Regions from separate parts of the Mus musculus genome. Here regions 2, 3, 4 and 5 are each linked to region 1. Evidence: chromatin loops called from intact Hi-C (ENCODE). Cell type or tissue: left cerebral cortex. All regions are shown on one strand. Each heading gives the region's core, and the rest is flanking DNA. Links, peaks and the distances in the headings are about the cores only. Region 1 has its middle 330 kb from the start of Gm24212. Region 2 has its middle 110 kb from the start of Tox3. Region 3 has its middle 8.9 kb from the start of Gm35797. Region 4 holds the start of Tox3 (TOX high mobility group box family member 3). Region 5 holds the start of Gm35797 (a long non-coding RNA gene).

Region 1 (5,962 bases), core at 233-5,232:
GGTTTAACATGTTGGAGATGAGTCCTTGCCCTGTTTTGCTCCTATTTCTTCCAGGACAGATTTGTTTATTTGCTATTGGCTTTTTCCTCCTGAGGATCTGAGATGCCATAATAATTGTTAGTAGAGCTGGAGAGATGTCTCAGAGGTTAAAGCTGCTTGCTGCTTTGGGAGGATCTACATGTATTCCTAGCCCAATGTCAGGCAGTTTATAACCAACTATAACTCCAGCTCCAGGGGACCTGATGCCCTCTTCTGGCCTACATAGGACACCTGTGCATACACGCATGCAAGACAATGCATACATGCATGCAAGACAATGCATCCACGTAATAAACAGGAAAAGAAATCTTTAGAAATGAAAAGATAATGATTAATGAATGCTTAATAGGGTAACAAAGAGCCACTTTCCTTTAGATAGCTTCTATAAGGGACAATAGCTCAGCAAGGCTTCATGGCTGGAGGAGGCGTAATGAGGCCTTTCTAGAGCTACCTCTTTAGAAGTTAGGCTGGTGTAGGAAGAGGGTCACAATCCACTCAGCCCAAGGCAATCCAGACTTACTGCTCTCCCACAACAGTTACGGATTATACCCACCCCCTTGCTCTCATAAGTATCCTGGTTTGAGATGACATGGTCACTCCATGATGTGCAGGAAGCTCAGACCAGTACGTCCATTTTACAGACTGGTTTCTGCTGGTCTTCTCTTGCTTCACAGGTAAATGGGGAACATCAACAAAACTCTAAGCTTCCCTCCAGAAACTGCTGTCCATTTCTGGGCAGGGCTGGCAGTCAGAAGTAGGCAGAGGTTGCCTTTCCAGTTTGGGAATTAATTGGTAATCCATGTTTCCATAAGCTTTGTTTGTTTATGCTTAGCAGACTTAAAATCTAAACCCCAAAACTCTTTTCTTGTCTTGGGGATGTGTAGCCCAAATGCTAGCTAGAGCCTGGAGCAATAGCTTTAGTGCATGGCAGATCATAAGAGACCAGGCATGACTCGGCTCATCAGGACCAACTTGTATAAGCAACTTTATAGACTCTTTAAAAAGGAATTGCACGATGTGATAGCAGAACATGGTAAAAATTTCCACCTTTTAACTCCTCTGTTGGATTTACAACATTTCCCTCAAACCAGTTTTATGTGAACCCTTTCAGACCTTGTAAATGGAAGTCTGTGTTTGCATTCATTTATACCCCTGTGCTTTGAAATGAAAAATGTCTATCCTGAGTTACTAAATAAATTGCTATCTGTATTTTCTAGCCACCCCTCCCTTTTACCAAATGCATGTCTGCCTCGTTATGTTTTCTTCCTGGTGTGGGGTACCAAGCCTAGTACCTTTTGCATGACTAGCAATTTTGATACCACCAGCTTTAGTTTAGGTTCTTGTTTTTCTGGTTTTGGTGGGTTTTGTTGTTTTTGTTTTTGTTTTTTAATTCTGTGGTATTTTATAATATGGGTATACTTAAGTATATGGAAATGATTCCCTATTGGTGGATATTGAGGTTATTTCTAATTATCTGTTATGTCTAATTATTAATGTCTCAGTGGATGCTTTCATACTGTCATACATATATGAATTTATGTGAGATAGATTCCTAGAAATAGAATAATTAATTTTATTAGCGTGAGTATATGTGTGTACGAGTATGTGATTGTGGATTGTGTGAGTTTGTGTGAGTGTACATGTTTGTGTGTGTGTGAGTGTGTGTGTGATTGTGTATGTGTGAGTATGAGTGTGTGTATGTGTATATGAATGTGTGTGTGATTGTGTATGTGTGTGTGTGAATGTGTTTGTGATTGTGTGTGAATGTGTGTGATTGTGTGTGTGTGTGTGTGTGATTGTGTGTGTGTGTGTATGTGTGTGTAAAACCCATGCCACAGTGAGCAGGTAGACACCAGAGGACAACCTCAGATGCTGGCCCTCACCTTCCACCTTGTTTGAGACAAGGTCTCCAGCTCACCACTCAGTATAAGGATGTCTGGCTTGTGAGCTTCTGGGGGTGAGGGTGGGGGTGGAAGGCTGTTCTCTTGTTCCCACCAGCCACCACACAGTAGGAGATCTTGGGAGTTTCTTTTTCCCCACTTCCCACCACACAGTAGGAGCTCTGGGATTTCAGACACACCTGTCCTGTGAGCTAGGATCTGGAATCCTGTTGTTAGGATTGAGCACCAAACAATTAGCTCATTGATCTGGCTCCCAAAGCAGGATTGACAGATTTTATTAGCAATTGGTAAATTGACATCTTAAAAGGACTCTTTTCAGTTGCGTGTCAACTTGGAGGGACTTTCCATGATTTGAAGTAAACTTAAGAGTGAAAGCAAGGTTTCAGGTGTAGGCTCTCCCAGCCTATGTGCACCTTTGTCGTCGTTTGGCAGTTATCCCCTGACCCTGCAACTAGATCAACCTGAAGCAAACGGAATCTTACTTATGTAGACACTTGGTCTCCATGACCTTGTGTTTAGGTACTGAGTGATTCCTTAGACTGGGCTACCGTCCAGCCATGATCGGCCCTGATGGGAGAACACTTTTATCCCTCAATCTATAGAAGCTGAATTGGACTTACTGGGATTAGCCGGTACTGATGGACTTGTTCGGCTACTTTAATTATCCTTCCAATGAGAGCTTTTCCCCAGACTGGATTTTGAATCAGAATGAATGGCAGCTGGAGCGAGATCAGCTAAAGATCTCACGGAAAAGGTGCCCAGGAGCAAAAGCTCTAGCCTAAAATAGATAGAAAAGACTTAATTTTCTAAAAGAGAGGGCATTTTCTGAGGATTCACATTAAACAGGCAGAAAAAGAATTGTTTTAAATTGAAGAATTGTTTGTTCTAAAACCAGCCAGACTGTCCTGTACTGAAACTTGCTCCCATAAAAAGCCAAAAGTTAACAAAAGGATGAAAGCTGGGGAAATTGAGGGAATTTGAGAGCCGGGAAGACAAAGGCTGGACAAAATGGTCCTCACCAGCAACATGTCCTCTGCTGCTCTCTGGTGGCCATGTGCGGGAGTTAGGCGTAAAGCGGTCTTAAGTTCGTCTTCCCTAGCTGACCTGTAGTTTGTTCCTCCTACACCCAGCCTGTTCTCTCACAGAAGGCAGAAACAGTGCTGTTTCTGCCGCAATGATGTACACTAACAGTAGAGAGCGAAAACGGAAGGAAGCAGGAGTCATCTGCCACGTAATTCAAGGCAGTCTTTTATGTTCAGCACCAACTGTGCCATATTCTGCGCCCAGTACCGGAGGCGCAGGGCAGAATGAAACAGGACTGCAGCCTTAGAAGAGATCCCAATATAGACGGCAGTGCACAAATAATCGAGAGAGCCAACCGTATGAGCAGCAGTTGACAAGATGTAGGTTCTTGATAGCAATTCTCAAGTCAGATTGACATTGCTTGCTGAGAGCTTCCATTTGCTCCCAAATAGAAAAAACAACAAAAGAAAACAAAAACACCCCACATTCTTGTTTTAGAGTAGAAATGATGTTCTGGGGGAATGGATGTTTTCTTTCTTCCCTGACTCTGTTAAACACTGGATTTGGGACGCTGACATGGCACGCTATGACAGTTCAAAGTTGAAGCCTTGGTTTGAAGATGAAAGCCAAACTGTGTACATGAGTTTTTTTATTCCCCAGCAAAACACATTGCTCTGTGAACAGCAGCAGAATGCAAGGCTCTGTGGAGGCTGATGCCACACCACGTGCAGCAAGGTCAAAGATGGTCACCTGGCCTTTTCTGTGGGGATCACTAAGGGTGCAGGTTCCTCCCCTGAGTAATTCTAAGAAGCCCTCTGTATTCAGGGATACCTGGTGGAGCTAAGAATTCTTGCTCTTGATAAAGCTGTAGGGTTAAATTTATAGGAACTAATCCATTCTTTGTGTTAACCAAATAGCCATAGAGGGTTGATGTTGGTATAGAGCTCTCTTACCAGTGTGTAGACGTGCGTGTGTGTGTGTGTGTGTGTGTGTGTGTGTGTGTGTGTGTGTGTGTGTATGATGCAAGAACCTGCATCCCATCCATTCCGGGTTTTCTAAGGTAAGATGGCTCTTTTGTTCCTTTTCCTTGTGACTCACATGTTCAAAACTCCCCTAACATGTAAATGATAAAATGGCCACTCAGCCTATGATAACACCAGAAAAGAACACAAAGACCGAGCTGCTCTCTCGCTCTCTCTCTCTCTCTCTCTCTCTCTCTCTTTCTCTCTCTCTCTTTCTTTCTCTCTCTCTTTCTCTCTCTCTCTCTCTCTGTTTCTCTCCCCATCCCCAGGGTTATCAAGGAGATGGTAACATCCTGAAGCTGGTGACATATTGTCATGATAGAGAATGCGGCCATTAAAGAGGAAGGTGACCAATGGGACACTGTGAAGGCAATGATGCATGAACTCCTGGACCCAGCCATATTTGAACCATTACATATAGGCTTAATATTCCAGTTATGTGAACCAATCCATTTCTCTGTCTATTGCTCAAATCAACACACCCTGCGCATATCTTAAATAAGTTTAAATATCTTAAATAATCGACGGGGCTTATGTAGAGGTGGGTTTCTGTTCCCTACCTTCATGCAGCTGTAGGCTTGAGTGATTTCCATGGGTACCTGCTAGTCTGGCTATCATGCCTTGAGAATTATTGGCTTAGAAACCTTCTTGTACTTTCTCCTGCTTATTACCTAAACTAAGTGGCTTGATAGCAGAAGACATTTCCTCATGGGGGTGAGGGGATCTTGGGGAAATTACCGGAAGGGGCCCCATCATTTCGGGACCCATCTTAGTAGGTTTATTTTGTTTTATTTTTTTTTCTGCTCACATCCTACCCCCCTTTGTGGTTAGAGGCAAAGCCAATAGAGTAGGTGACAAATGATCCCGAGCAGCAGGACTAATGCGTGTTTTGTCAAAGACTTAAAACGCACGCATTGAGAAAATGCACATTTTTTTTCTTCACTCTGATCCAGTCTGTCAACAAAATGCTTTTCAGGAGAAACATCAAAGCCATTTCATCTGCAAATTTCATTTTTTCCCCCGGAATCCCTTAATCTACACTGTTGACAAAAATTTCTGTCAAGTGCCTCAAACCATTGTATTAACAAATCTCGTTTTGTCAATCATGATTTAGGCTGCTTGCAAATGCGTTTTGCAATATTCCACTCTATCCTGCAGGAAGAATAGCTCACAGTCAATGCCTCAATCTTAATACTGAAAGCGAATGAAGAAGGAAAGGAGAAGTGCTGCGGAGCCTGTTCGTTCAGCTTCTCCTTTGGATGTCCCCATGCGTTTCAAGTAAGGGTAGCGCGTCTGAAACCTTCCCTTAGCAATGTGCGGCTGGGGAGACTGAGGCCATGAGCTGCTGAAGGTACATGGTTCCCATTTAGTGTATTGTCTGTGAATACCAGCCTTGCTGTCTTTTCCTCTGAGACAACTCACTGTGCCTACCACTGGTGGCTCCCACACCCGTTTCTAATACCCTCCCTGATTATGAATTCAAGAGGATGGTGTGCGTGCACATATCAGTGTGTTTAGATTTCAGTGTATCTTTGCTTCAGCTATCACACCATGGTGCCGAAGATGGTCACCACTGTCTGTCCAGCTGCTCAGAGAATATCTAGGGGTTTCTGCTCAAAGAGGAAGCTATTTGGGGTGAGCTCAAGCTTGAGACATCTGTCTTCTGCTTGGCTTATCTCTGAACTCTTCATAGTGGGATGGCAGAGAGGGGATGTTGCAGGGGTCCCTAATAGCGCCTGACATATGAAGTTACTAAGTTTTCTTGGTGAGGGATGTCACTATGGCTACCAAATTATGATGGAGTAGACACTAGTTACTGCAGAAAACAGGTATGTTAGGTTTAAGTGTTAGGGAAATGTGAATCCTGACTCTCTCAAAATAGCTACTAGATTTGAGATGTCACTGTTTATTTTTGTCTCCGAGTGTCTCCTCATCAGCTTAATGATGCTAAGAGAAGAGTATTGGGCTTTTAGGAAG
Region 2 (5,962 bases), core at 531-5,530, 240 kb before region 1:
TGTTCACACAGAGGTGAGCAGGAGCAAGGCCAGGAAAGGGAGTTTGTAGATGATCTGCTGAGGAGTTGTTTAACTTGAGTCCTGAAGGTGTTCATGTGAGAAAGGCAGGGCTGAGTACAAAAAGGGCATGACCCCGTTGACATGTAAACCTGAAAGGAAAAAAAATCCCCATTTGAGAATGTTCTCCAATATTTGGGCTTCCACATTGTTCCATGTTCCCACCATTGAAAGAAGCCAAATCAAGGCCTTTTTCTTTTACTTGGTGGTCACAGTAGACTAACCTTATCCTCATGTTAGCATCAAGAGAGATCATTTTTCAAGTCTGCTGTAAAAATAAAAATAAAATAAAATAATAAAGGCTATTTTCACTGCTGGTAAAATGTTCCTCTCAGAGCTTGAACTCCAACAGGACAGAGGATGAAAAGAAGCCTTGGCTTTGTTGCTGAGTCAAACCTCAGGCAGCACCAGGGGTTTGCAGGGGGTGTTGGTTATAGTCTCAATTTAATTTCAAAGAAGAACCTTTACAGACAGGCTGGCGTGTGGACCCACACCTCACAGCAAAGGAATGATGATGCTCTTTTGTGAAATGCCTCATTATCCCTAGCACTTGTATAGCATGCTGTACTTTGCAAAGCAGTTTACCATGAATGACTTCTTCCATATCTCAGCCGGGAGTTGGGGGTGGGAGGGGGGTGGGGGGAGGTTAGAGTTAACACGTAACAGATGAAGAAACTGAGGCACGGAAAGGAACTGAGGCTTCTTCCCCTAATTATTCCCAAGAGGCAGAGGCACAAAGTGACAGTGGAAATTCACTCTAGTGTCCTGTTAATTCTACTCGATTTCAAGTACTTGAATATCCATGGCATTTGTATGTGTGTTTATGTATTAGTGTGTAGGGTGTGTAATGGATGCTTGTGGGTATAGATGGGTGACAGAAATCCATCACAACACTAAACAGAGTAATTAATCCATGTTTTCCCCATGGCTAGGCAAGCAGCAAGCCAGAGCAAGTGCCACCTAACCCATGTTCTCAATGGGGCACAGTGCCACATGGCACTTTATTTTGGTGTGAATACTTTCCAGTCTGATTGTTTTCGCTACCATCCTGTCTTTCTGTCATTATTTTGTATTCTGGCAAGTGGCTTTGACTTGTGTTCAAGTTATCAGGACACTAGGTGCCCAGCCAGTGGCAAGGCGGAGTCTATATTGCTTCACATATATAAGGAAGAGGAAGTTTTGAGGAAGATGGTGTAGGGTGACAGTCAAGTGGATGTGCATTGTTATTCATGATTTAGGGAGCCCAGGGAATTGATCTGCTTAATGTGTTAGGGTAGAGCAAGAATGTGTCCCTGGCAGCAGGCATCCTGCATCACCCTTTAGGAGTTTCCACTCCATCTCTGAGAAATATATGCCTTTGCTGGGTATGAGGAATTCGATCCAACTACTTGTCAAATGCAATATATGACTCTTGTCAACAAATTTTATTATTGTCTTGATTTTAAATAAAGGACTAAAAGTACCTTGTAACTGGTCAATTGCCAAGATTGAGTAGACTGGAATTCTAAACATACCTACATGGAAGGCCAGCCATGAGCATTCTGTGAGCTTTCACTTGCTCGATCTTTGAGTGACTTATCTAGACTCAATACCAGAGTAGTTATTTTGAGATCTGGGTCTTGGGTTTATTTTCAGATTTCTGCCCTACATTTTGTTTCCAATCCATTTGCCTTGCATCCAAGGATATTGTAACCAAGAACGATGTGTTTTGATAACATTTCTTGTTATATGTCACTGCTGACATCCCTCTAACATGCAGGGAGAGTCTTAATTTTCCCTTTGTCACAATGAGTAGAAATGATGACATGTCCTAAACCTGCCTTAATTGGTAATTTGCAAATTTGACACAAGATCTTAGTCCAAATTACTCAGGCCTGCTGGGCTGCTCCTCGCCCCTTTCTGCCTGTTCTTAATCCTCTCCTCTGTAATTGGTATTGAGCACGTGGAGCCCCTGGGGACAAATAACAGCATCTGAGGAAATTACCTACATACAGTCTGACCTCTTGTGTGCTTTTGGATGCCAAATTAAGACATCCGTCTTTGAATGGTGGGACAGTTACCTGGAAGAAAAGACACTATTTTTTCCATAATAACATTTTTATACACCGTGCCCAAGCGCTGGCACACCTAGCTGGCAACTTGTTAATGATGATCAGCATTGTCTGGCCAATAAACCTGAGTCCAACCACAGTTATTTCCAAAGCAGAACCCGATTCCATGCCTTCGCTCTCTAGTCTTTCCAACCCTTCCCATCTCCCAAAGTGGCTTAACTCCTAAGACCTTGATTGACAGGAAGACCAGGACTTCTGTCAGTGAACTATTACAAGATTTAAATATGCTCAGGTTTGATGATCGCATTTGCTTTTAGATCGTCAGAAGCCCCAAAATAGTTGCCCGAGCTCCATCAGCTGCTAGACACAAAGAGCCAATCCAAACACAATGCATTTGAGACTGGGTACAAATGGTCTTTGGTGGATTCAACTGACTTTCTTCCTGCTAAGGTGTTTCTGTTCGTTGGTAGAGTGTGTCTACATTTGCACTCTGCTGGAAAACAGCTGGCCGTTTGTTGGACAAAGCAAATAAACAAACAAAAACAAAACGAAACAAAAAAACAAAAACAAAAACAAAAAGCAAGCATTTTGCTGTTATTCTCTGGTTCAGCTTCTTGAGTAAAGTTTCTAGTTGTCTTGGACAAGAACTTTTCAGAATTTCGTTTTAAGCAGCTACATCCCCCCTTTAAATAATTTTTATGGCAAGGAGCAAGCTTCATCTGAGGTCTCAAGGTGCAATCTTGCCAACATTCCACAAGGGGACTTTGAGGAAGTTCTACTGTTAGCTAGCTTATCTTCCTGAGTTCTCCCTCCCTCCCTCCCTCCCTCCCTCCCTCCCTCCCTCCCTCCCTCCCTCCCTCCCTCCCTCCATTCCTCCCTCTCTCCCCAAACACAGGAAATCAGCAAACTCTGCAGAACAAAATGCATTCCATGCAAAACAAATTGTGCAAATCTGGGCCAACGTTCTGGGCACCTGGGTCATGGTGCCTGCAATGAGCCTGGCTACCCTGGTACCTAGCCGGTAAGTCAAAGACAAGAGTACACATAGCCTGGGAAGATCATCTGTATGAGGTAGCTAGTAGGGACTCCAAACATCAGCCATGAAACTGGCTGGCCGCAGAATTAATAAGCTGCATTTGGTAAGTCTGTGTTCTTAGGGTAGCTAAGAGTTTTATGTTTGATACAGATGGTGTTTATGTAGAGTTTGCGAGCTCAGCGGGAGAAGCAGTCGTAAAACAGACTGGGGTTTGGTACAGTTAGCACAATTAGTATTGTATAATTGAATGCCATAGCTATTATATAAAAATATTTTAAGAAGTAGGCTCTGCTCAGACTTCCACAGTCGTCCTTAATAATAAAAGATGTGATGTAAACATCGTAGCATATTCTATGATGCTGTTTACAAACTTACTTAAGGTTTGGCAGAGTTACAAACCTTGTCTGGGCTCTTTCTTCAATTGGTAAAAGCCAGTTCCTCTCAGGTTCTGTAGCAAGCTCTGTTTGTAGTCACCTGTGAGAGCTCAGAAGCCAGCATCATCAGGCCACCCACATGAATGGGTAGATGTAGATAGCAATATTTTAGCATTTACAAGACATAGAAAATTGCAGACCACTCTTTGGGGAATGCCATTCCTCCACACCAGCAAAGGAAGCTTAGAGTGACCCAAATTGTGACAAATGTCACATCAGCATGTGCTTACATTAATCTTTCTCGGTAGAAATGATGAATTTAGAAGATTTGGTTATTAGATACTATTTCTTCTAATAGAGGAATGTGGTGAGGGTGTGTTCCTCAAGTCACAGCAAGCTTCAAAACAACCCTGAAGAAAACTCACTCATTAAGTTTTAAGTAAAAGTTCCTTTTAATTATGTTTATAAACACATCTTTGTTCCTGAACAAAGCAAGGGACAGCAGTGGGTTGGGACAAATGGCTTCAGTGGTAGCCTTTTAGATTTGTCTGTGGTATGAGCATGCGTGCAGGCACGTGAGCGTGATGTTTATGCTTGTGTGGGTCAGAGGTGCACGTCAATTGTCTTTCTCAGTCACTTCTTCACTTACTTCTTTTTCTACTTGAGACAAGGTCTCTGCCCCTAGAGCTTACAAACTGGGCAGGCCTAGCTGTTCTGAAAGCCAGGGCTTCTCCTATCTTCACCTCCCCATGGAGAGTGTCTCTCCTGAAACAGTCAACCACACTTAGCCTTCTCGATGGGTGCTGGGCATCCAAACTCGGGTCTTCATGTTTGCTCAAGAAGCATTTTCTTTATCACTGAGCCACTGCTCCAGTGCCGAACCCTTTTCTCTAAAATTCCGTGGATGGTCGCAAGAATCCTTGCTGCCTCTTGGTCCCTCTTCCTCAGTGAACTCTTTCCTTGAGACCCAGGACGACTGGTAGGCTTTGACAACTGGAGGCAAACACTGTGGCTAACATTCTGATTTTTCACTATTAGGACTGTGGGGTGCAAAGAGTATGTGCTGTGTGAACATTGCTCTTGTTTCTGTGATGTCTGATGCAGAGGAATGAAAGAACATGGAGAGCATGACTAGTCCCAGTTCATCTCCAGGTGTCCTTATGACAGTACCCTGGGATGTTTCCCTGCCTGGCCTCAGCAGACAGGACATCTTGTGCCTTAGATGTGAGAGGGTAAGAGTAAGTCCCCTTCTTATGTTGGAGACCAGTGCTTAATGCTCCAAGCCCAGATGGAAACAACCTGTTTCAGCGGGTGCTTCCGCATGGCCCGCTGGTTCAATAGGAGGAGGGAGGGGACAGATGGCTTTAGTACCTCTATGCCTGACTCTGTAGTTCCGGCCTTTCAGAGATTCTCAGCTGTCTCCCAGTTTCCTGTGCTTGGAAAAGAGCCAACAATGCTCCTGATTCAAGGAGAACAGCGACGCGTACAGACCTCGGGAATCAGCTTCCCCCGAGGAGGAAGGTGCTGTGGCTTAGTGAGCAGGGATGCTTGGGGTTTGGCCCAATTAGGTTTCACTCAGATACTCTTTATTTCCCCCCTTGCTAGCACACATAGACATATGCATATGTATCTAGGAACCGTTGCATTCGGCCTTCGTATTGTGACTGTTTGATTATGACTGTGCTGCCCCTTCGGCTTCACCAACCTAACTTCATTCTGTAGTATGAGCAGCCCAAGAGCCTGCTAAGAAAAGAAACAGTTGTCCTCTCTGATGTAGCCTTAGTATTTAGGGATTTCTTTCAAACGCTGTAGCTTCCGCCATTAGTCCACTGTGAATGCATTACCTATTAATATTTTCATCTTTTCATGCCTCTTAATATTGTGTCCTCCATGAAAGCTCTATGAAATAGATTATTTATCCAACTTCTTCCCCTTTATCCTGGCAATTCATTGGCTCACACATAGGCATAATATTACCCAATTGAGCCATTCACTCAGCAAATATTTGCATGGATCCCTGTCTTACAGTGTTATATTCTGATAGGGCATGCCGTTTCAGTAATTCCATATTTGAGGCTTCAGTGAAATGCTACAAATAGAAATAAGCAGGGATATATAGGGTATCAAGATGTGCTAGTTTGTATATCCTTGGACCAGAGAGTGACACCATCTGAAGGTGTGGCCTTGTTGGAATAGGTGTGACCTGGTTGGAATGGGTGTGTCACTGTGGGTGTGGGTATAAGATCCTCACCCTAGTTGCCTGGAAGTCAGTCTTCCACTAGCAGCCTTTGGATGAAGACATAGAACTCTCAGCTCCTCCTGTGCCATGCCTGCCTGGATACTGCCATGCTCCCACCTTGATGATAATGGACTGAACCTCTGAACCTGTAAGCCAGCCCCAATTAAATGTTGTTTTTTATAAGACTTGTCTTGGTCATGGTGTC
Region 3 (5,962 bases), core at 771-5,770, 500 kb before region 1:
AGATTCCTGCCATGCCAACTTTATTTCTGAAACAACGTGTTTGTAACAGAAATCAAAATACATGCTACTCCTTTCATTCTGACAGGCTAACACAAGCCTTGAGAAGCACACTGCTTAGATACTGAGAGGACATGGAACAGGAGTAGCCCTCTGTGTGGCTTGTTTGCTGGAGAGGCTGCGGACATCCCTGACTTTATCTGGAAGGTTTTCACCTGGACTTGGGCACCAGGTCTTTCTGAGCTACGTATGACTGGGCCTGCATTGGATCCTAGCTCTTGTGCTTTGGAGTATATGTCTTTAAGATGAGTGGTCACAGGTTAACAAACGGTTATGTAGTCGAACATCTATTCCTCCTCTTTTCAGTAAGAGCACCCAAGCTTTCCACCCACTTCTAGTGTGTCAGTCTCCATAGGTCTATGTGAGTAACTGGGTCCGCTGATACTGGAGGTGAGAACAGGCCCAGCCAATCAGAGTCTGTTTCTTTCCTTTGCTATGATACTTGGTTTCAGGTGAGCCAGGCCAGGAAGGGCAAGAACTCTATTTTGGACATTGCTGCATCTATTGGGAAAGAGGAAATCTTGTTTCTTTTTGCTCTAAGCTGATGAGCTTCATGGTTGGCCACCGACTATCTGAGATGGAAGCCAATCACAACAAAGCAGAAAGGAGATACGGAGACATTGTGGGAGCACCTGGTAGAACACTCCTGGGCCTGTTTCCATGGACACGTTTCCTTCTTCCTCGTCTAGAGTAAGCTCTCAGTGTGCCATTTAAAACTGAAGTTGCCCTGCCTCTCTCACACCATCCAGGTGCTTCATTCAGGCAAACTGCTCGGTGACAAAATGTGTTGATGAGTTTATCAACTGGTACTTAGGCTAGTCTTGCTCTAACTTACTGAGACTGACCAGTAAGGCAGCCCAGAACTGAGTAGGACCTAGAGTGAAGCATAGCTATTCAGGACAGACCATTCCCCGGAAAAGTTCTGTGTGGATGCCACAAGTAAGCACCAAGAGTTTCAGCAGCTGGCACCCATGCTGTCTTGGTGGAAGAAGATTTAGAACTCTGTCTCTCAGAAGACACAGTCTCCAAATGGGTGCCCTTATCCTTGGAGGGGTGCCAGCAAGGACTTAGGAGGACCGTTCCCTTTTCTCCTAGAGAGAATCTACATGACCTTCCACACAAAGTTGTCCATGTTAGTCTGAGAGGGCCACAGAATCACTGATACTCGACTACAGCCCCCTGGATGTTCCAGATCAAACACTAAAGGTTTCAACAGGGGATTTCTGGTTTGTATTTCAAAAGACACCCCCCCAACACACACACACACCTTGTGAATGACACATATTTGCTGGTTAAAATTTCTAAGGACTTAGCATGTACCAGAGCCTGTACTTAATAAATATTACATTATATTTTTACAATAACCCTCTGGGGGTAGATGTTGTTGTTATTGTAACTGCAAATAAATAGTTCCAAAAGTTGAAAAATTATCTAGCTTGGTCAAGGTCGTATGGTGTTTTCACTTAAGCCTAGGAGACAGAAGAGGCCGTGTTCTGAACCAATCCTGTCACTCTGCATAAGTGACTCCATTAATGGGTCACAACAGTCATCAGCCCGTGCTTGGCATGCGCATATCCTGCTTCAGTACACCGTGACTCACTCTAATCCTGTGTCTTCCTGGAGAGACTATGAGGTTAGATTGGACTCATTTCCAAATTTAGTGAGTCTTTAGTTTATCCAAGATTTTTCTCTGTATGGGGAGCATAGTTAATATATTCATTTTTCCATTTTTTCCTAAATTGTAGAGAATTAAAAAATGAAAAGTCATCCCTGTAAGGATTTAATGTAACAAGAGAAAGTGGTGAGTGGGTAAGGCTTAAAACCTCCCCCCAATGGGGGCTGGAGAGATGGCTAAGTGGTTAAGAGCACTGACTGCTCTTCAGAGGTCCTGAGTTCAATTCCCACCAAATACATGGTGGCTCAAAACCATCTATAATGGGATCTGATGCTCTTTTCTGGTGTGTCTGAAGACAGTGACTGTGCACTTACATAAAACCAAATAAATAAATAAATAAATAAATAATCCTCCCCCAATGACTCCCAGTATAGTCTAAAAGGATTTGGGTTTTAAATGAGTAGACAGGCTTTTCCATAGATTACCAGTCACTACAGAGCAAATACACTTTTTACTATTTATCCAGCTTTACTGAAGTATGATTGACAAATAAAAATTGTGTCTACTGAAGGCATACAATGTTCTGAAACACACATATTTATTATGAAACAATTATTATAATCCAGCTAATTGACATATTTAGCATCCCAGTTTCTTTTCTCCCCTCCTTTCTTTAGGGTCTAGCTACCCAGTATACCTTAGCCATATAACACAGTGTAACTAGAGTCACAATGCTTTTGATTTTTCTTAAAAAAGAAAAATGTACGTTTGTTTGCTGGAGACAGGGTCTCACTGTATAACCCTGTCTAGCCTGGAACTCAAAGAGAATCACTGCCTCCCTAGTGCAGTGCTGGGATTAGAGGTGTTCGCCACCATTCTTGGTGTGATTGCTTGAATATGAATAGCCCCCATAGGCTCATTAGCCGAGATAGGCTCATATATTTGAGTGCTGAGTCATCAGGGCATGGAACTGTTTGAAAGGATTGGAAGGATGAGGAAGTGTAGCCTTGTGGGAAAAAGTGTATCAATAGAGATGGGCTTTAAGATTCCAAAAATGCATGCCAAGCCCAGTCCTTGCCCACCCCCACCTCTCTCTGCCTACATCAAATGGAGATGTAGTTCTCAGCTATTTCTCTAGCTCTTTCCTGCACTCTGCCATGCTCCCCAACATGACAATAATGAACTAAGCCCCCCGAAACTGTAAGCAAGCCCCTATTAAAATGATTTCTTTTAAAAGAATTACCTTGGTCATGATGTCTCTTCATACCAATAGAGCTAAGTGACTAAAGCAGTTACCATATGTTATTTAAAAGCAAACAGATAAACCCAGAATCACGTATGTTGATGTTAACATCTGTGGTACTTAATGCAATCTACTGTGGTTGTTTTGATAGCTACATTTACTCCACAGATCTGGGTGGTGTATTTCTTTGTCATTCCCTGAATTGGCATACTTCCATGGTTTCTACATTTTAAAATTATTTAAAATCTCCTTGCAAAGATTAAACACACACACACACACACACACACACACACACACACACACACACACACACGCTTATCTAACTGGATATTTGGACTACAGAATTGGAGAACTAGGTTGCATCTCTAGACTAAGGTAAATGCATAGGAGACGTTTGTGGTGTTGTTGGATTCCAGTGATTTGTGATTGAGCCTGCTGTGCTTGGCTTTTTTTTTCTTCCCTGCCTGCAGGGACACTCTGTGCCTCCTTGGTTGCTCTGGTTGTCACACTCCCACTGGAATCTTCTTTACATTCAGGAGCTCATCTGAGCCCATTTCCCTTGAGCAGCCAGGGGCTTACATTGGCAGATTTGGAGCCAGCTTCATGGGCCCTGTGCCTCTCTCCTGTGTGCACCTGCAGTGTGACATCAGCTGCTGCCCAAGCAGGCAGTGACTGGTACACACTCAGTGGTGCCTGAGGCCAAAGGCAGAAATCATTGTCTGGTAAGACTTCTAGGGTGATGTGTTTATAAAAAGATAATGAGAGAAGGGGATATGTTCTATGGAGGTGTGATGAGATACGGGGGAAGGGGGAAAGGGTGCCTCCGAGGATTCATGCCAAAGCATCCCTACCCCTGAGGGACCAGACACATGATGGTATAGTATAGAATAGAGTTTATTCAGGGCAGAGAGAGACAGAGAGAGAGAGAGAGAGAGAGAGAGAGAGAGAGAGAGAGAGAGAGAGAGAGAGAGAGAGAGAGAGGAGAGGAGAGGAGAGGAGAGGAGAGGAGAGGAGAGGAGAGGAGAGGAGAGGAGAGGAGAGGAGAGGAGAGGAGAGGAGAGGAGAGGAGAGAAGAGAAGAGAAGAGAAGAGAAGAGAAGAGAAGAGAAGAGAAGAGAAGGAGTAGAAGAGTAAAGGCCAGTCACGAGCATGTGTGTGGGGGAGGGAATGGGGGGGAAGGGAAGAGCAAGAGGGCAAAGAGGAGCAAGAGATCGAGGAGGGGGCAACCAACCCCTTTTATAGTGGGTCAGGCCTACCTGGCTGTTGCCAGATAACTGTGGGGCAGAGCTTAGACAGAATGCTCACACAAGGAACCTATCATAATGGTGGCCTAAGATGAGGCAGAAGGCTTAAAACCTTCTTAATCCATTCATTCCTTTACCAGCCATTTCCAGAGCAGCTGAAAAAAGCCAAGCTCTGTGACTGGGGTTAGAGGTTCAGTCACGACACCCCTGTTCATGACGGACACCTTGATGCTTAGTAGACATGCCTGTGTTGCCTTTGGTTTTATGTCTTGAGAATACTTTAGTGTGTGTGTGTGTGTGTGTGTGTGTGTGTGTGTGTGTGTGTGTGTGTGCGTGTGTGTGTGGTGTTTTAGAAACCAGAACAATTATCCTAGGTTGGGTAAAACTATCTTCCTCTAAAGAAGCAAATAACGTTCCATACAGCCATTGTGACACCAACAGTATTATCATGGTAGAAATGCCAAGCAAATCGTGCTAATCATTTCTTCCTTTCTGGTTTTCCTGTAGAGTTGTAGTTTCCTCCTCTTCTGAGTAGGCCCAAAATCCCCATTTCTCCAGGCATGGCTGATAGGCTCAGAATTGAACCTCCAGCTCCTGGTCTGACTCAATCTTGCAGAGCTGGCAGTATAGATCAGGACTCCAGTCAGGCTCTTTAAGGCAGCTTAACTGAGCAAGAATTAGGATGGTGGATGTGTGTTCAGCCCTATATGAATAGTTAGATGGAGCAGGCAAGTTTAGATTACGGAGAGACAGAATGAAGGTGGCAGATGTGACTAGGAAAGACAAACCTGAATCTCCCATAGGAAACAGAACTGGACAGCTTCCTTCATGTGGGGATTCCAAGATGAAAAGCTGCTTTTGAGTATGGCTTCCCTGAGTCTTTCTGAGACCACTCTCACAAAGCCCAGCTTCCCTTTCTCCTACCCCCACTTTCTCTTTATCTCCCACTCCCTCAACCCTCCTCTTCATCATTCCAATAACCCTCCACATCTCTCTGACTGAGGCAATATTCCCCCTCCCCCTTTGTACTGTTGAGAAAAAAGGCAATAGAGACACTTCTTGTCATCCTGTCCCCAAAGGCTAAACACAATCCATTCTTGGGAGACATATTCTGTTTGACTCTCTGTCACTTCTCAGATGGCCTGATTGTTTTGGAAATGGGCTGTGCTCTGGCCTGGGGACCCTCTGGGGAAGGCTCAGCTTGGAGGATTCTTGGATCTATTTGTTCAGCAATTAGATTAGGGGGCTTTAGAAAGGAGAGACTGGGTAGTCACTCCTCAGTGCTCTCTGCTGGGCCAAGACAGAACCCACAGCAGGCACATCCTGTAGACCCTTTCCTGGAAATGTGACCCAGCCTTGTAGAGGCTATATATTTCTCACAATGCATGGGGCCATGCATTTTAAACCCAGATTTGTAATTTTTATCCCTTTTCTAGTAATTCAAAGTCAGTGAAGAAATTTGCAAAGGTTTCACATTCCAGGGTAGTAGACAGGGCAGTGCAAGAGGACAATCCAGAGAAGCACTGCTTGCTGGTGACTGGTGACTAAGAAAATCCAGAGAAACGAAAAGCAATGTAGCCTCCTTGAGTCACGTGGTCAAACATTTAAAACTTGATTGTGCATTCACTGTTCCATGGCCTATAACAGCTCCTGTTGAAGTGTCCAAGGCTGGGCACCTCACCAGTGCAGTTCAGCATCCACATCCTTTCCCTGAAGCTTGACAAGGGCAATGGACAGGGAGCCTTCAGTTGTCTCTCAATCCCCGGTTGCTTGGGTCTCAGCCTCTTATCCATCTCTATCCATG
Region 4 (5,962 bases), core at 387-5,386, 340 kb before region 1:
GAGGGGGAGCGGCAGGGGAGGGGCCGGGCCCCTTGTCTCCGCGGCTCCTCGGCTCAGTCCGCCCGGGGAGGAGGAGCGGGGCCAGCCGCCGCCGCTGCCGCCGCCGCCGTCCCAGCTTCGCCGCGCACCTGAGCTCGCCGGCCGTCCCGGGCCCACGCGCTGCGCCCCGCGCCCCGGGCGCCCGGCCCGCGCGCAGCCAGCTTCGGTGTCCCGGTGGGGCGCGTCCCTCGGGCCGCCTCCCGCTCTCCCGCGGCTCGCGTGGCCGCGCCTTTGTGTGCTGCAGCCGCAGCTCCCGGGCTCGTCGGCGGCCCCCGCGCGACGCCCCTACAGTCCCACGGCCCGTGCGCTGTCCCCGGGCGCCCCCGGCCGGGCGTCCTCGACGGTGGATCGTACGGCCGCGAGGAGGCGGGTAGCGGCCCCGGCGAGTTCCAGCCCCGGCCCCCAGCCCCCGGCCCCGGCATGGATGTGAGGTTCTACCCCGCGGCGGCCGGGGACCCAGCCGGCCTGGACTTCGCGCAGTGCCTGGGGTACTACGGCTACAGCAAGGTGACCGGGCCGGGGGCGGGGGCCACCTCTCCATCCCGGGCGCGTCCCTCGTCCCGCCTAGCCTGCTGCACTTTCTTTCTGATCTTTCCTTCCCACCCGCTGGCTTCTCGGTGCGCCTTAGTCTCCGACCAACTCTTTTCGTCTTCTCTTTACGTGCCCTTTCTACCCACCTTTTTGTCCCTCTGCTGGCGCTCCCTCTGCCCTCCTGGTCCCCTCCCCCGCTCCCCCTAAAAGCTGTGTGAAGCGCAGTCCCGGGACTGAGCCGAGACTGGCGTGTGATTCTTTGTTGATGTTATTAGTAAACTCGATTGCAACACCCCTACTATGTGTGCATGGGGGTGGGGGGACACGCTACGTAGGGGGTCCCCGATCTCGTGGGCCAGAGATTCCATACCTTCGCAGCCCATCTCACCTCACCCACCCAGTCAGGAGCTGGTCCCCGGGAGCTTGGAGAAGATGAACAAACTTTATAGAGTGTGGCTGGGTCTGGGGTCTGGATCTGGGAAGCCTGAAGTTGCAGGATCCCAGCAGGTGCCTCTTACTTCCCCTGCTCTAGGGCGCTTTGGTCTACTAGACCAAGATGCTCGCCTCTTCCGAGTTAAGGCAGTGGGCTTTCGTATTTTATTTTATTTTGCGGAGGAGGGCGGGTTAAGTTTTTTTTCTTTCATGGAGATCAGAGTTGCAGCTCCACATCATGCCTCAGGGTCACCCCATCTTCCTCACCTCTTGCCGCACAAACTTACAGGAGTAAGCGATTCAGGTGGTCATAGGTGGACCTTGGACGCAGTCAGTGGGCTTCCCGGATCCGGTTGTCTACCTTGCCTACTGCTCCCACCACAGAGCTTTGCGACATAACCCTGAGGGCGATATTCAGAGAAAGAGTCCTGCGCCTTTTGATTGTGTGTGTGTGTGTTGTGTGTGTGTGTGTGTGTGTGTGTGTGTTTCCCCTTCCCCCTGCTCCTCCCTCCTCTCCGACTTTTCTTTCAAATCCTAGTTTGTTTATGATTGCTTGGATAACGGAGGAGGAAATACAGAGGCAGCCAAAAGAAAGGTGCAATACAAAACTAATGAATAAATAACAGGAAGAGGAGGGATTGTATCTAGCGCCGGGATAGTTGACTGTGCCCCTGGCTGATGGAGGTCTGTTCTTCATTGTTTATTCTCTTTTCCCAACTCCAGTGCTAAAGTTTGCAAAGACCACTGCAGTCTCACTGCCTCACTTCCCTGTCGTGGTGGGCAGCCCTGGGCCAGGCACCCAGGACCCTTCCAGTAACTCTAGGATGGAGGGGTGTTTTTAGTCCAGTGGTGATAGTGACCATTCACACTCTTCCAAAGCTGGGAGGAATGCCTTAAGCATCGAAAGGAAGGCTAGCAAAGGCCGAAGGCTGTATGTAGCCCGAGTAAAGGATCGGTTTCTGTCGTCTGATTTTGGATTTACTCAGGTTATTAAATGCTTTAAAAAGTCCCCCATGTATGCTCAGTCAGGGACTTAGGCAGCCTAATTAAGTATGTAGTGTTTCTGAGAATCCGCCTAATTGTTCCAGTGGGGTATTACTTATCTCCTCAGAGCTGAGCCTGTGTACGCAGCCCTTCTGTAAACTGGGCATGCTCTTATTTTTGGAAACCATTACCTTGTCTAATGTAACTACTTCTTTCTCTGATTTAAGATCCGCAACACTCGAATGGCATCCAAATAGAAACCTATTGTATTAAGCCAGCCTCTGCCATGCATGGCAAATCTCTGTTCACTGGGATCCCAAGGGTTTCAAGGGTCTGAGGAAATTGTGAGTGGTGTGTGTGTGTGTGTGTGTGTGTGTGTGTGTGTGTGTGTGTGTGTGTGTGTGTATCTCCTTTCATTTTCTGAGAAGGTTTATTTTTGAGTCAATTTAAACTCAGAAACTTATTTCAGGGAAGGTCTATAAAGCTTGAAACCAGACAGTGTTTGTCTAGATGCCCGGTCAACTTTGGCAGTGGGGAGAAGCAAGATCATTTGGAGTCTCCTTCTGAATCCTGTGATGGCCCTGAAATAACTTGCTTTAATAATTCAGCAGTCTGATGGTAGGTAGGAAGGTCTGTGGGGACCCAACTTGTAAAACTTGGAACCAGCACTTAGCATTAGGAGGGGTCAAATTGTCCTCATTGTAAGGTGTGTTTGCCTTTGCTTGTTTACAGGTAAAAATGGAAGTACCTTTAGACTGAGCCATAACACAAATATAGTATTTGTATATTCTTAATTTCTGGAGTGAAAAAAAAAGAGGACAGTTTTATTCCCCCATAATTTATCTTTGTGCAGAGAATGTAACAGAAGAGGAAGTAGTAACTTGATGAGTTCAGAACAGCAAAAGCTAATTACAGGTTGACAGCATTTGCTTCCCAGCTAACTTGCACCTCAAGTGGTGCTTGTTGCTGCTCAGGGTAGATTTATTGAAGACGTAAACCAGCATACAAAGACACGCGTTGGTTTCATCTGAAAGTACCTGGACGTATTAATCTTTCTTAAGGCTTGACTTTCGAAGACTTGTATTATCTCTTTAATGAGAAATGATGGATTACAAAAAACTATGTTTCTGCCTTTTCTTGTTTTAATGACCATCTGGGAAACTTCAGAAGACGTAGAACTCTGCTGCCAGGGCTTCCCAAGTGAAACGCTGGCGCTTATCTTTACATTTATTTACAAACCGTGAATAATAGGGTTCCATTCGTTTTCCTTTTTAACAAATGACCGGCGTCCTTTGTATAAATTACATGTGAGTGTATTATCTTTACATTCTGTGAGTATATGTGTCCTTTGCTAAATGTCAGCACTCATGAAAGTATGCTGCCTATGGAAAATGGATGAAAGAGTTTCAAGGGTTCAGAAGTCATTGCATGTCAGAGAATAACTTCAAATAAAATATGACCAGGATCATTAAAATCAGTTAATAATTCATGAATCAGTCGTTGATGTATAAACTTAAAGCCATGTCTATTTTCCAAGGGCTAATTTCCATTTTAATTTCAATCCACTGTTTGAAAATTTCTTGCTTTTCTTTTTTTTTTGTTTCTGTTTTTGTTTTTTTGATGTGACTGGAAAATTGAACTAAAATCTATATTTTAAAAAAGTGGGGGAAAGTCATTATGTTATTCAAGTGAGTTTGTGACTCACTGACTAATTTGGAGGTTCCCTTGGGTTCAGTTAATTTTATTTTACCAGCAAGAAAAGAATGCATAAAATATCAATTAAAATAAAGTTGTTGTGAGTCTGGTGTTCCAAAATCAGACCATGCATTTAACATGGGTGTGCATCCCACAGAAGTTGACTTGCTTTATGCTTTTAACTTTTTGTTTCCTTTTCAAACTATGGCTATGAACTTTTTATAACTTACCCAGATTAAGGCCTTGGTCATAAGCCTTACTCTCTCACTTATATGCATGATTTATGTGTGTTTTTATTGATCACTCTTATTGTATTCAGGCATACTGTTGTTTGTCCTTTGATGTCCGTCCTACTGGGCCTCTTCCTTGGCTAGCTTGAAGAATTCGAGAGCCTGGAGACTGGTTTGTTCTGTCTCTCTCTCTCTCTCTCTCTCTCTCTCTCTCTCTCTCTCTCTCTCTCCCTCCCTCCCTCCCTCTCTCTCTCTCTCCCTCCCTCCCTCCCTCCCTCCCTCCCTCCCTCCCTCCCTCCCTCCCTCCCTCTCCCTCTCTCTCTCTCTCTCTCTCTCTCTCTCTCTCTCTCTCTCTCTCTCTCTCTCTCTCTCTCTCTCTCTCTCTCGCCCACGTTTTCAAGTTGAAGAGATATGGAACAGGGGTTTGATGGTCTTTTCCTAGATCAGCATCTTATCTGGGCAGAAGGTTAGTTATGTCATTTCTAGTATAAGGCTGTTGAATTTTGAAACCACATTGAGATACTTCCATAATTACGACCATGTCAGGTCTTAAAATGAGATAGTGAAGCCACATTATGGGAGGGAAATAGGTTTTCTAAAGAGTTCCTAGCAGGGGCCATGAACTCAGGTATCTATAGGGACAGGCAGTGAATCCACATGAGGACAGGGTTTGTGACCAAGCAGAAAACACCACCCATTTAAAGGCATAGACTTGCTCAGTATTAATGAGAGTACTATCACCATGACAACATTTGGACCCTGTACATTCAGATATTTCACTTATCTTCTCAAGAGAATGATAATCTGGATTTTATGTGAAATATCTATAGTCTTAAAAGCAGACAGTGAATAATGAAAATAATTGCGTGGGACCATTACAATCTACTTTTGTGTTACTTTGCCACTTTGGTTTTTGGTTTATAAGTACAATAAGACTCAAAGAGTTTTGGAGGGCGGGGGGAATCATTTGTTGTAGGCATAATGTTCAATTATATGGGAAATTTTACTCCTCTGTCCAACAGTGTGGTCAGTGTCGTACTAGAGTGGACATAGGTAAAGACCTGGGTATTGTGATAGCTGTAAAGTTAACTAGACTTTGGGCAGAATGAAAGTTAGTTTGTACATTCATGGTCTGGGGGGCCTTCTACATCATATCAGATGTTAACACTAGCCATGCCCTAAATTTCATGCCATATGACAGTGTAGCTGGGTGGATGTTGATCAGTTGATGTATGTATATATTTTGTAGACATTTAATTATGTAGTAATTAGTTTTGATTTTATTGTTTGCTCTCCCCTTTATACACACACACACACACACACACACACACACACACACACACACACACCGCACAACTTTGAACATTATTACAAGCCATTGAGAAAATAGGCCAGACCACCCAAGCTGTCTGGCCCATAGTGACTAAGGAGTTGCCCAGTGGTCACAAACTAGAGGCCTACACATTCTCCATTCAGCAACCCAAATAGTCCCAACTGACCCCTGTGCTCAGTAGAGACAAGCACATTGTTGAGCAAAGAAAATTAATCTGAAGGATTTTAGAGTAAGCCTATGGATTTATATGGTCACGGTGTTCAAAGTATTTCTCTGCCATCCTCCTTCAGGGCACAAACTCAGCTGGAAGCTGAAGCCACTTGAGGAGTTACTTTATTTAATCACCACAGTATTTTAAAAAATAAATAACATGGCCTCAATTAGTTGACTGTTTGCATAGAAATACAGCTTCCAGTTTCTTCTTCTTCTTCTTCTTCTTCTTCTTCTTCTTCTTCTTCTTCTTCTTCTTCTTCTTCTTCTTCTTCTTCTTCTTCTTCTTCTTCTTCTCCTCCTCCTCCTCCTCCTCCTCCTCCTCCTCCTCCTCCTCCTCCTCCTCCTCCTTCTCCTCCTTCTCCTCCTCCTCCTCCTCCTCCTCCTCCTCCTCCTCCTCCTTCTCCTCCTTCTCCCCCTTCTCCTCCTTCTCCTCCTTCTCCTTCTCCTCCTTCTCCTCCTCCTCCTCCTTCTTCTCCTCCTTCTTCTCCTTCTTCTTTTTTTAATA
Region 5 (5,962 bases), core at 670-5,669, 490 kb before region 1:
GCAGAGAGAGGGAGAGAGAAGAGAAGTAAAGGCCAGCCATGACCACGTGGAGAGAAAGAGAGGGGAGGAAGAGAATGAGGAAGGGAGGAGGAAAGGAAAGAGACCACCAGGGCAAGAGAGAAGAAGAGAGAAGCAAGAGATCAAGAGAACAAGAGAGCAAAAGTAAGAGAGGGAGGAAGGGGCAAGCAGCCTCTTTTATATTGGGTCAGGCCTATCTGGCTGTTGCCAGGTAACTGTGGGGTAGAGTTTAAACAGAATGCTAACAATTAGAGTTTAGGGAAATGACAGCCAAGTCCACTGTAGAGAGACTTACCTGAAGGCTTTGGGATGTAGGTAGCAGAGATGTTTTCAGTATTCAAATAAAAAAATCGATCATGCCTGTGAATTTCAGAGGGAATGACCATGGTTTTGAATATTAGATCTAGTCTTCATTTGACTTTGAAGAAATTAAGCAACTTTCTTTCCTTCTTTTCTTTCTTCTAAGCCACCTTCTTTTGCCCCGTTTCTTTGGTTAGAAGGTTTCTGATCATGGTTCTTAGCATCTGGGGTGCCAAGTCACGCTGGAAAATGACTTAGAAAAGTAAGTGTGTAGGCCTCAAGCCACCAACTGTCCCTCCCTTTGTCCACAAGGGCCAAGAGAGGAGTGTAAGCCAAGATTTCCAGCTCAAAGACTGCTGGTTCAGGTTTGACATCTGCCCCTTTTCTGAAAACATATTGGGAAAATATCAGGCTCTGACGCATCTGCAGAGAACTCTGAAGTCACAGCTGACCACTCCTGCCCGCCCCGCCCCTCGCTGGGCGGAGCATCCCCAGCATTCCACAGCCACGACATGGTTAAGAGGAACTTCTAGCTGGGGAATATAAAATTTTAAATGGCACAGATAACGTCAGCCTGAGTTACTGTTTTCAGAATGACACAGATGTTAGGATAAGGGAGCATAAATGGAAATTAAAGAGAAACAAATTCCGAGCAGATGTCAGGAAGCATTTTTTTTTTTTTCATGCGGAGAATCACAAATGTGTAGAATGGCCTACCAGGCTTGATTGTTAAGGCGAAGACACAGGGGACATTCGAGAGCTGATCAGATGGCATGGTGGGGGAATTAAGCAGTAAAAGAGGAAATGAGCTTGCATATGGCATCAGGCTTTCAGGGAGCCCTCCGCAGTGTCCGTGATCTTGGAGAGTTGCTGTTACCGCACTTACCTTGGATAAACACAGAGAATCTCTCTGCTTTCTGTTTTCACACATTGCAACAATCTCAAAATGGTTATTTTCACATCATAATGATGACATTTACGGAGTAAACGAGATTGGGGGAAGGAGGAGGGGAAGGAGAGAGTGAACACACACACACACACAAATACAGAAAAAATGTGTGTGGCAGGGGAGAAGGCAGAAGAGAACCTATCCTGGAACCCCCCCCCCCCCCCCCACTCCTCAACCATTATCCCTTTCTTTCTGTATCTCCTGGTAAGGGCATCATGGTGGTCAAGATTAAAGAACAGAAAACATACCAAATACCACACATGTGAAGGAAGGAAACTGACGTCAACTTTCCCCAGCTCCTTGCTGAATGGAATTTGAACTGAGGATGGAGATCTAGGCTTCAGGGTTGCTTCTCTTTCTTCTCCTTGTGCCCTCAGAGCAGTCCTGGGGAGACTGTAACCAGGTGCCCTTTAACCGGGTATCACCTGGGGGACATAGCTTATGATAATAGGGACAGAGACAGAGGGAAGCAACGACCCTGTGCCTCAGGGGAAGGTGGTTGAAGATAAAAAGTCGACTAAAACCTCATTAATCTGGACCGTGCTAATTTAGAGTATATGAATAATTCAGACCCTCTGGCTGGGCTGTAGTTTACCTTCGTACTAGATATGGTAAAAAGGTTTGCTAAGCAAATTAATAGTGTAAACAGGACGGAGGGCAGGGAATATATAGCCTATTTAAGAGAACAAACTGTTTTCACATATTTAGCAGAACCATCTGCACAGGGACAATGAGTAGGTCAATTATAAGTAATCCTGGCTTCCTCATTAATCCCAGTCTGCTGCGTGTCCATACTTGGCTGAGTTTTTATCAGCATTAGCGGAAGAAAATGAGCAAGAGTGGACCTTCTTGATAGTTTGGACTCAGTAAGGCACAGGGTTGTTTTCGTTACCTGTCTTTTCATAATTTACTTCGGACTCCTATGACTTCAAAGTTATCCGAACCACCTTTCTTAGACCCTTCTTGTGCCTTCTATCTGTTGTAGTTGAGGAGATAGAAAGATTAACATGGAGAAGACTGTCCTGGGTAATCTAAGTACAGAGGCAAGCATGGACTGCTTCTCTGGGCAGGTTCATGGCTACTTAGCAAGAGCAGGTGCCCCACATTAGCAAGTCTAAATTTAGAAACTCTGCAAGTAATTACGCTTGGACTTGGGCAGGCTGCATCTTCTCTCTGGGCACCACTTTCTACATTTATAAAAGGGAATCAGATCAATAGCATCGCAAGCCTTCCAGTTCAGCTGTTCCGTTGTTGCCGTTTATTCTCTCAGCGACAACGTCTCTTCAGTGAGAGTATATCTAGTGATGCTTGTGTTGTCTCGACCGAATGGAATGGGCGAATGAAGTGCAGAGCACACCATAGCAACAAGAGAGGGAGGTGGGGCGAGGAAGGGAGGGAGGGAAGGAGAGAGGGAGGGAGAGCAGAGAGAGAAAGAGAGGAGAGAGGGAGAGGGGGAGAGAAGGGGGGTGGGGAGGGAAGGAGGAAGGGGGAGGTGTTTGAGAGAACGGAGAGACATCTGTTGTCACAGGCTGAGAAGTAGCTTCTTCCCAGTCTCCCTTGGGACATACTCACTTCTCCCCGCTCCCCACACCCCAGCCCACCATCCTCACCCATAGAAGCCTTCGTGCCCTTCCCCTTCTGTACAGACTCGGTCTTACCACCTTTCCCTGCCATCAGCTTCTCTCCACTGCTCCATTTCTTCTTGAAGCAGAAGCCGGGTCAGGGCGCTGCCTGAAGTTCAAGGGGCTGCAGGTCTCAGTGACACTAGGGTTGCCATCGCCACCACCCTGAAGAGTTGTGCCCACGCCACTGCTCCGGTGCTGCAGGTGGGCACGGAGCAGCCTCCCATGTGTTTGGCTTCACACTTGAGTTTCTATCAGTCTCTCATCCTGCTGGTTGTTGACTCAAGCTAATCAATTGAATATCGATTTCATGTACAATTTCCACTTAAGCGGTTCTCAAATAATACTTGGTCAGTGTACATTTAAAACCTTTGCCACTGAAAGAAATCAGCGTCTAGGCCCTTCCAGAAACAAACCCTGCCCACTGCCATGCCTCACGGCTTTGTCTGCAGTTGGATGAATGCGTTTCCCTTCTTAACTGTGTGTTTGATTTACACTGCCAATTTTCTGCCCTGCAACTGGGAAACTCAGTAGCAAGATCTCTTTAGAGATCTGCAAAAAACCATGTAGGTCTCATTGGTGCGTACAGTTGTCTCCCTAATTTTTCCTGTGTTTTTTTTCTTCTTCTTGTGTGGTTTATGAGGTTACCAGTGTTCTGAAAATATAGAAATTCCAGAAACAAACATGTTCGTTTAAATAGCTTTTATGGCATTATGTTATCATAATTAATTTGCTTTATTAGTTGTTATTGTTAATATCCCCTCTTCTTTATTTTAAGAGACAGAATGTCGGTGTGATAGCCCAGGCTGCAAGCCCTCTCTCAAGTCAACCTCCTGCGTACTGAGGCTATAGCATTTCATCATAGTGTGTACATACAGGGGAAAGAATCCGAGTACGGGTACAGCACAGGGCTGCCTGGTTTCAGGCACCCAGTTTACGGAGTCTTGGAACTTGCCCTTCACTTACTGGCCCTACCTTCCCAGGTGTAGATTAGAGACCTTATGGGAAAGGAAAGAAGGTTAGGAGACTGTTGGGTCACACAAGTGGGAAAAGGGTCTTTGGCCAGAGCTTCCAGGCTTGCTACACGTCCCAGGAGGGCCTTGTCTCCCAGGCATTGCTCAAATGGCTTCTATTCAACTCATCGGGCTTGGAAAGTCAATTTCTCCAGAATCACCAACCTTGGTTAAGTCTTTGGTTAAAGTCTTTCTGAGTTCAGTTGACATCCCTACGAGCAACTGCTGTGGTGGCTAGGGAGCTGGGCCAGCGCTGCTGAGCTCTGGCCTCTGTCGGCCTTGCTGTAGTTCCCTTTCCTGCTCATTGGCTGCATGAGCTCTGGCTTCTGGGAAACTCTTTCTGCAGAAAAGTCCCAGAGCTTGTCTATTCCCTGGAGTAACTAGCCTTGGTGAGGGGCCAGGCATAGAGACCAAGATTTGCAAATGGCAAATATGGCCTGTAGATGTATATTATTCAGTGTGCATAGTGTCTTACCTCCAAATAAGTAAATATACAAAATTGGTATATAAAATTTAAAATATCAGATAATTTGGGACAACAGATCCTACATCCATTCACAGCAATATTCACTAGTCCTGAATAATGGTTAATTCTTCATATATCACCCTGTTCCCCCAGTCCCCATAGCTTCCTATTGCCTTACTACAGTCTTGTTCGTTATATAACTTGTAAACCTCAGTATACACTCTCCCCTGGAAGCAGTTACTTAAGAATGAAACACAAATTCATGATCCAATGAATGGATTGATAAGGCTAAGTAATTTTGAGACTTTATTTACTTGGAAATCCCTGTGAGTCATGGCAGGCTTGGAAGTTGAAGTGTGAAATGATTAATAATTAAGAACTGATATTGGCCAGGGAGACCCTGGAGCCTCTGAAACAATTCTGGCCATTGCCATTTCTCTTGGTTACCCATCATAATTAGATGGTAGGGCTCTATTGCTGAAGACACTACCCACTTTGGACATATAACAGAAAACTCACCAGGAAACTGTGTCTCTGCTTGACGGCTTATGCAACACCAGTGGGTGCTCTGAAGGGTCCTGCAAGAGAAGACACATCAATGGTCTTACTCAGTACTGAACCTTGTATGCTTCAACCTGACCTGTTGGCAAGGTATCCCTATTAACGCATAGCAGCATGATGGTTATGGGGACAACCTGCCCCTCTTTTTGATCAGTTATGAGGCTGTTCCACAGGAGGGATTTCAAGCTTGGTATTAAAAGCCCATGACTGGGGATCTCATAGGCTCTGGGGAGAAGGTGTGTATGCGAGACCTACTGTTGTTTTGCTAAATGGTCACATTGTCACACTGTACCTTAAACATTTATGGTTATGCCCATAGGTTGGTGTCACTCCCAGGTTTGGCTAGAAAAGCTTCTTTTTGCAGAGGGGTTGATGGATGCAGAGACTCAGTATTGACCAAAGTGCTCAGCATGGATAGGCCATCTGTATCAATACCCAAGGCTCAGGGAACTTTATTGAAGGGGAGGTGGAGAGAATTTACAAGATGGGAAGGAGAGCTGTGAAGTGCTGATTTCTGGGCATGGTATGGCTGTCCGCATGCATCGATTCACAGCTGTAGTGGTTATCTTCTGTACACAATCTCTGTACATGATCAAGCCAGTCAAAATTTTAACATGAATAGAGGACAGGCCCCTGGCTCCTCTCCTCCCCTGTAACAGGAGGAGCTATTGGCAGTTGATTACTGTTGATGGAGGGAGAGTCACTCTCATTTGCACACCTGGCCAGTGGCAGGATGCTTCTTCCCAGTGCATGAGCACACATCCATGTGCCTATGGCGAGCACAACAACAACAACAAAATAAAATAAAAATAAGACATGAGGCTGGAAAGAAGATGGCGTGAAGGATATGATTAATATAGACTTCATACATACATGGGATTTTCAAATAATGAATAATATTAAAACACAAGGAGACCTGAAACCCAAAAGATGCAGAATTAAAATTTTCAAATAATTTGAAACAGAGGAGCAAAGAATCAATGCTGTCCCTCTAATGGTGCTGTTTATTGTGGCTGGTCTTCCCGTGGGCTTC

The links. Hi-C counts contacts between places; a loop is a spot of excess contacts. Peaks named below come from ENCODE experiments on the same cell type or tissue, not always from the same donor. Only the 100,000 strongest peaks of a DNase experiment are listed, where the experiment ranks them.
Region 2: it touches region 1 in a loop (2.6-fold over the local background); 2 of 42 quality-filtered maps call a loop at or near these places.
Region 3: a loop joins it to region 1, with 2.4 times the contacts of the local background. A loop is called at or near these places in 4 of 42 quality-filtered maps.
Region 4: a loop joins it to region 1, with 10 times the contacts of the local background. A loop is called at or near these places in 11 of 42 quality-filtered maps.
Region 5: a loop joins it to region 1, with 2.2 times the contacts of the local background. A loop is called at or near these places in 4 of 42 quality-filtered maps.

Annotation. Positions count from the first base shown.
Region 1 is chr8:89,998,121-90,004,082 of GRCm38, reverse strand. No RefSeq gene overlaps it. Among named protein-coding and RNA genes, the nearest start is that of Gm24212, 330 kb to the right of the region's middle. In left cerebral cortex, for the core only: a CTCF peak has its summit at 2,984 (motif pointing left); a DNase peak (open chromatin) is centred at 2,993.
Region 2 is chr8:90,237,644-90,243,605 of GRCm38, reverse strand. No RefSeq gene overlaps it. Among named protein-coding and RNA genes, the nearest start is that of Tox3, 110 kb to the left of the region's middle. In left cerebral cortex, for the core only: no CTCF peak of the experiment used is centred there; a DNase peak (open chromatin) is centred at 3,229.
Region 3 is chr8:90,496,989-90,502,950 of GRCm38, reverse strand. No RefSeq gene overlaps it. Among named protein-coding and RNA genes, the nearest start is that of Gm35797, 8.9 kb to the right of the region's middle. In left cerebral cortex, for the core only: no CTCF peak of the experiment used is centred there; DNase peaks (open chromatin) are centred at 1,616 and 3,435; H3K27ac peaks cover 590 bases.
Region 4 is chr8:90,342,447-90,348,408 of GRCm38, reverse strand. Tox3 (TOX high mobility group box family member 3) reads left to right here and starts at 157. Exons shown (of 7, transcript NM_172913.3): 1 at 157-546. The coding sequence starts at 460. In left cerebral cortex, for the core only: a CTCF peak has its summit at 405; a DNase peak (open chromatin) is centred at 579; H3K4me3 peaks cover 1,717 bases; H3K27ac peaks cover 1,029 bases.
Region 5 is chr8:90,487,842-90,493,803 of GRCm38, reverse strand. Gm35797 (a long non-coding RNA gene) reads left to right here and starts at 2,755. Exons shown (of 5, transcript XR_879075.2): 1 at 2,755-3,093. In left cerebral cortex, for the core only: no CTCF peak of the experiment used is centred there; DNase peaks (open chromatin) are centred at 961 and 2,671; H3K27ac peaks cover 941 bases.